2 separate regions of the Homo sapiens genome follow, and region 2 is linked to region 1. Evidence: chromatin loops called from intact Hi-C (ENCODE). Cell type or tissue: endothelial cell of umbilical vein. All regions are shown on one strand. Each heading gives the region's core, and the rest is flanking DNA. Links, peaks and the distances in the headings are about the cores only.

Region 1 (2,802 bases), core at 150-2,649:
CCAGCTAATTTTTTGTATTTTTAGTAGAGACAGGGTTTCACCGTGTTAGCCAAGATGGTCTTGATCTCCTGACCTCGTGATCCCCCCGCCTAGGCCTCCCAAAGTGCTGGGATTACAGGCGTGAGCCACCGCGCCCAGCCAGAGATTCTAATTTCTTAAACGATTTTCTTTTTTACCTAGATCACTGATATCTCAGACCATTCCTCTTTGTCAATAATTTGATTTTCAGTGGTGTCTATGCCATTCTTTAGCTATTTTAAAATTTATTAACTCTGTAATAATTTAATCCTTTTTTTGTTTGTTTGTTTTTGTTTGTTTTTTGAGACCGAGTCTCACTCTGTCGCCCAGCGCAATCTAGGCTCACTGCAACCCCTGACTCTTGGGTTCAAGCAATTCTCCTGCCTCAGCCTCCCAAGTAGCTGGGACTACAGGCACATGCCACCACGCCTGGCTAATTTTTGTATTTTTAGTAGAGACGGGGTTTCACTGTGTTAGCCAGGATAGTCTCGATCTCCCGACCTTGTGATCCACCTGCCTCTGCCTCCCAAAGTGCTGGAATTACAGGCGTGAGCCACCATGCCTGGCCAATCCTCTTTTTTTTGGTTCTATAATATCCTCTTTTTTATCATCTCATTACTGAACTTTTATTTATTAAATTCATGTTGTAATAAGTAGTTTTATGGTTATACAGTTGCATAGTTTTAAGAAAATTTCTTCTGTTTCTTGAGTTATATTCTTTTCAGGATAGCTTCTTTGTCTTTTACGGGACATTTTTCTTGCTTTCATTTTGTTTTCTGTAGTATATTTGTACAGCTGACATTCTGATTCTTTTGAGCTTACTCATGCTTGAGTCATGGCTCTGCCCAGATGTTTTATTTGTTTTGATATAACATAAATGAATTCTCTTTTCCTTCTGTATCTGAGACCAGCTACCATGTAAGTACTGGTGTGGAGAAACTGGGGCTCTTATGCACTGTTGGTGGGATTGTAAAATAGTGAAAATGCCATGGAAACAGTATGTAGTTTCCTCAAAAAATTAAACATCATAGTTCTCTACCATATGATCCAGTAATCCCACTTCTAAATATATATCCAAAAGAACTGAAAGCAAGGTCTTGAAGAGATGTCTGTACACCCACGTTCACTGCAGCACTATTCACAATAGCCAAGAGGTGGCAGCAACTCAAATGTCTGTCAGAAGATAAATGGATGACAAAATGTGGCTACATACATACAACGGAGTATTATTCAGCCTTAAAAAAAACGAAATCCGTTATATGCTACGGCATGGACAAACCTTGAGGACATTATGCTAAGTAAAATTAGCCAGTCACAAAAAGACCAATATTGTATGATTTCACTTAGATATTTAAAGTAGAATCGTGGGTAGCAAGGCCTTGCGGGGAGAAAAAAATGGGGAGGGGAGCTGTTGTTTGATAGGTATAGAATTTCAGATTTGCAAGATGAAAGTTCTCGAGATCTGTTTCACCACAATGTGAACACATTTAACACTACTCAACTGTTCACTTAAAAATGGCCACTTAGGGCTGGGCACGGTGGCTCACTCCTGTAATCCCCAGCACTTTGGGGGCTGAGGCGGGTGGACTACGGGTCAGGAGTTCAATACCAGCCCAGCCAATATGGTGAAACCCCGTATCTACTAAAAATACAAAAATTAGCTGGGTGTGGTGGCACATGCCTGTAGTCCCAGCTGCTTGGGAGGCTGAGGCAGGAGAATCGCTTGAACCTGGGAGGCGGAGGTTACAGTGAGCCAAGATTGCACCATTGCATTCCAGCCTGGGCAACAGAGCAAGACTCCCTCTCCAAAAAAAAAGGCCACTTAGAATGGGCCGCACGGTGGCTCACGCCTGTAATCCTAGCACTTTGGGGGGCCGAGGTGGGCGGATCACTTGAGGTCAGGAGCTAGAGACCAGCCTGGCCAACATGGTGAAACTCCGTCTCTACTAAAAATACAAAAATTAGCTGGGCGTGGTGGCGCATACCTGTAATCCCAGCTACTCAGGAGGCTGAGGCAGGAGAATCACTTGAACCCAGGAGGCAGAGGTCGCAGTGAGCCAAGATTGCACCACTGTACTCCAGCCTGGGTGACAGAGTGAGACTCAGTCTCAAAAAACTTAAAACAAAAACCAAAGCCAAACCAAACCAAACCAAAACAAAACAAAAAAACAAAGGTTACAATGGTACATTTTATGTCATGTGTTTTTTTTACCACTTTTTTTTTTAAAGGGGATTTATAACACTGTCAGAAAGACAGTCCTGTTCTCCTCACAGCTGCTTTGCTTTACTCTTTTGCAGGATTTGGCTCTACCTTGGCAAGAAAAGACAGGGAAACAGGCTTATGCAGTGAAGAAAAGCCTTCATCCTGTCTCATGGGAAAAATATTCACATACTTTTGTCAATTTCACACAGTATAGTCTAGTTTTCATTCCCTCTTTCCCATCCACTGGGTGGTTTTATTTTGTTTTAAGACAAGGAGAATTGCCAGAAGAAAAAACCCTAGGGCTTACTTCTGTAGGATGGATCCCTTAATGACCAGCTCTTCATCCAAGTCTGCTTCATTAGCCATGAAGAGCAGCCTCTTTCCTGTGCTGTCCACTCCAATGAAGTCACGCTGCTCCACTGAATCATACAAAAGAAAAAAAAAATCAAATAAAGCCATTTGCCCTGCCTGTATGAATACACCAGGGAACACAGTATCTGCTCAGTGCTCTTGGAAACAACACAGGATTGAAGGGTGGGTGCAGTGGCTCACGCCTGTAATCCCAAGACTTTGGGAGGCCA
Region 2 (2,802 bases), core at 62-2,561, 82 kb before region 1:
TTTGTCTCAATAATGGCCATGCGGAGACCTAATGCCAGGGCCCCAAAGGCCAACAGTCCCAGAAAGAGCACTTTGCCACAATGTCTCTGGATCCCGCATCCCAGAGAGAAGAGCAGGCCCTGGAAGTAAGCACGAAGCCAGAGTGGAGCCTTCAGGCTCCCAGCTAGGATCTGGGATGGAAAGAGAAGGGTCAGCCAGGCATCACTGCAACAATGCATGAAATCCTTCCCTTCTCACCCTGTATATCTGCTGCCCAGCCCTCGCTTCTTGATTTCTGGATGTGGGACAGGGAGCACCAACACAGACACAGGCCCAGACTTGGAAGATGTAACACCCACCATCCCCAGCACACACCTGAGGAAGGCATAGGCCTATTTTCCTTTCTTTTCTTTTTGTTTTCTCTCCTTTTTTTTTTTTTTTTTTTTTTTGAGACGCAGTCTCGCTCTGTTGCCCTGGCTGGAGTGCAGTGGTGTGATCTCGGCTGACTGCAACCTCCGCCTCCCAGGTTCAAGAGATTCTCCTGCCTCAGCCTCCCGAGTAGTTGGGACTACAGGCGCCCGCCACCACGCCCTGCTAATTTTTTATTTTTAGTAGAGACAGAGTTTCCCCATGTTGGCCTGGCTGGTCTCGAACTCCTGACCTCAGGTAATCTGCCTGCCTCAGCCTCCCAGTGTTGGGATTACAGGCGTGAGTCACCGCGCCCGGCCGGCATAGGCCCATTTTCTGAGAGCAGGATACATATGTACACACACCTGTCGTCGGGTGGACACAGAGGTGAACCCACAGACATTCATTCTCACTGGCCAGACGATGAGGAGACACCGGCACAGACACACCGACACACACGCACAACTTGCTTGCGGTGCTGGCTCTCACTTGCCTTCAGACATCTAATGACACTCGGCACTTCAAGACATCACAAACCTTGCAGAGGCCCGAGTGACAGACCTGGCTCCGCTCTCTTCCTTCTTCCAGCTCCCCCTCTACTCACCTGGGGTGCTGCGGTTCGAGCTGGGGGTGTGTAACTCGGGGGCAGCTCTCTGAGGGGCGGCGATCGAGTCATGCTGGCGGGGATGGGGGGCGCGGGCGCCCCCAACCCGCGTTATCTGGGCGCTCCCATAGGCTAGCCCGGTCTCCCGGTACCGCTGGGCCCCGCGTAGGGATTCAGTGGGGCCGCCAAGGCGCGGGCGTGGGAGAGACTGTGGGGTGTGGGTGTTAAAGCGGCTGGGAGGGAGGAGTGCAGGGAGCTGCGGGTCCGGGGCGCGGCGCCGGGATTCACCCGCTCCGTGGGCCGTGGGCCGCGGCGGCTGGAGGAGGAATGGGTCCCGCGCGCAGGCGGAATTGCTGGCCCGAGACGCACAGCAGGGCTCGAGGTGGCAACTGCAGTCCCCGGGAGGCGGCTGGAGCTCCAGAAAAGGGAGCTGGCCGGGGCGACGCCCTCCCATTGGCTGAGGGGCCCGCAAATTACCCTAGCCGCGCGGCCCGGCCCGCTGCTAGGTAACGGCGCCGCAGGGGGCGGGGCGGGAGACCACCCAGGCTGGGCCACCCCGCGCCTCCCTCCCGCCCGCGGGGCCCCAGGGAGGAGGAGGGAGGGGGATCCCGGAGAGGCGCAGCGCCGGCCAAGTGTAAGTCCAGAGGCTTACGCTGAGAAAGGGCCTTTGCGGGCTCTGTTAGGGATACACTTTTTTTTTTTTTTTTAAGACGGGGTCTCACTCTGTCACCCAGGCTGGAGTGCAGTGGCTCCATCTCGGCTTGCAGGCTCCGCCTTCCAGGCTCAAGCCATCCTCCCACCTCAGCCTCCCGAGTAGCTGGGATCACAGGCATGCACCACCACGCCCGGCTTTTTGTATTTTTGGTAGAGAACGGGTTTCGCCATGTTGCCCCGGTTGGTCTCAGACTCCCGAGCTCAGGATATCCGCCCGCCTCAGCCTCCCAAAGTGTTGGGATGACAAGCGTGAGCCACCGCGCCCGGCCTAGGGCCACAATTTCTTTTTCTTTTCTTTTTTTTTTTTTTCAGGCTTAATTCACTTTATTTTTCTTGTATAAAAACCCTATGTTGTAGCCACAGCTGGAGCCTGGATCCTCTGCGCGGAGACTCTGGTGTGGGTCTTGACGAGGTGGTCAGTGAATTCCTGATAGGGAGACTTGGTGAATACAGTCTCCTTCCAGAGGTCGGGGGTCAGGTAGCAGTAGGTCTTAGAGATGGCATCAAAGTGGGTAGGGCCACACTTTCTTTCCGACCCAATCAAAGCCCAAGATTTCTTCTGTTCACTCTTCCCGGCTTCCATTCTTGCCCTCTTCAGTCCACTCTCTCCACTGAGACCAGAGTCATTTCTCTAACATGCAAATCTGATAGCTCCAAAGCACAAGGCCCACTTGGAGCACAGGGCCCTGTGTGATCTAGCTAAAGCCTTCTCTCCCATAGTTCCCTCACATCAGTGTTCCCTCGTTCCTGCCTTTGTACATGTTTTGGTCCTTTTGTCTTGGCAGATAATCTTCAAAAACTGAACTTGAATCACCCCCAAAACCCACCTTTTTTTTTTTTTTTTTGAGGCAGGATCTCCCTCTGTTGCCCAGGTTGGAGTGCAGTGGTGCCTTCACAGCACACTGCAGCCTTGAGCTCCCAGTCTCAAGGGATCCTCCCACCTCGACCTCCCAAATGGCTGGGACTACAGGTGTGCACCACCACACCTAGCTAATTTTTGTAATTTTGTATAGACAGGGTTTTGCCATGTTGCCCAGGTTGGTCTCAAACTCCTGGGCTCAGGTCATCTGCCCACCTGGGCCTTCCAAAGTGCTGGA

What was found. A loop is a pair of places that touch in the nucleus more often than their neighbours do. Peaks named below come from ENCODE experiments on the same cell type or tissue, not always from the same donor. Only the 100,000 strongest peaks of a DNase experiment are listed, where the experiment ranks them.
Region 2: it touches region 1 in a loop (2.3-fold over the local background); 2 of 110 quality-filtered maps call a loop at or near these places.

The regions. Positions count from the first base shown.
Region 1 is chr1:44,924,100-44,926,901 of GRCh38, forward strand. EIF2B3 (eukaryotic translation initiation factor 2B subunit gamma) reads right to left here. Exons shown (of 12, transcript NM_020365.5): 5 at 2,529-2,640. Among named protein-coding and RNA genes, the nearest start is that of EIF2B3, 61 kb to the right of the region's middle. In endothelial cell of umbilical vein, for the core only: a CTCF peak has its summit at 1,124 (motif pointing right); a DNase peak (open chromatin) is centred at 1,042; H3K27ac peaks cover 1,553 bases.
Region 2 is chr1:44,841,870-44,844,671 of GRCh38, forward strand. PTCH2 (patched 2) reads right to left here and starts at 1,384. Exons shown (of 22, transcript NM_003738.5): 1 at 992-1,384; 2 at 1-170. The coding sequence starts at 1,063. RefSeq lists a silencer at 1,330-1,599. In endothelial cell of umbilical vein, for the core only: no CTCF peak of the experiment used is centred there; a DNase peak (open chromatin) is centred at 1,532; H3K4me3 peaks cover 880 bases.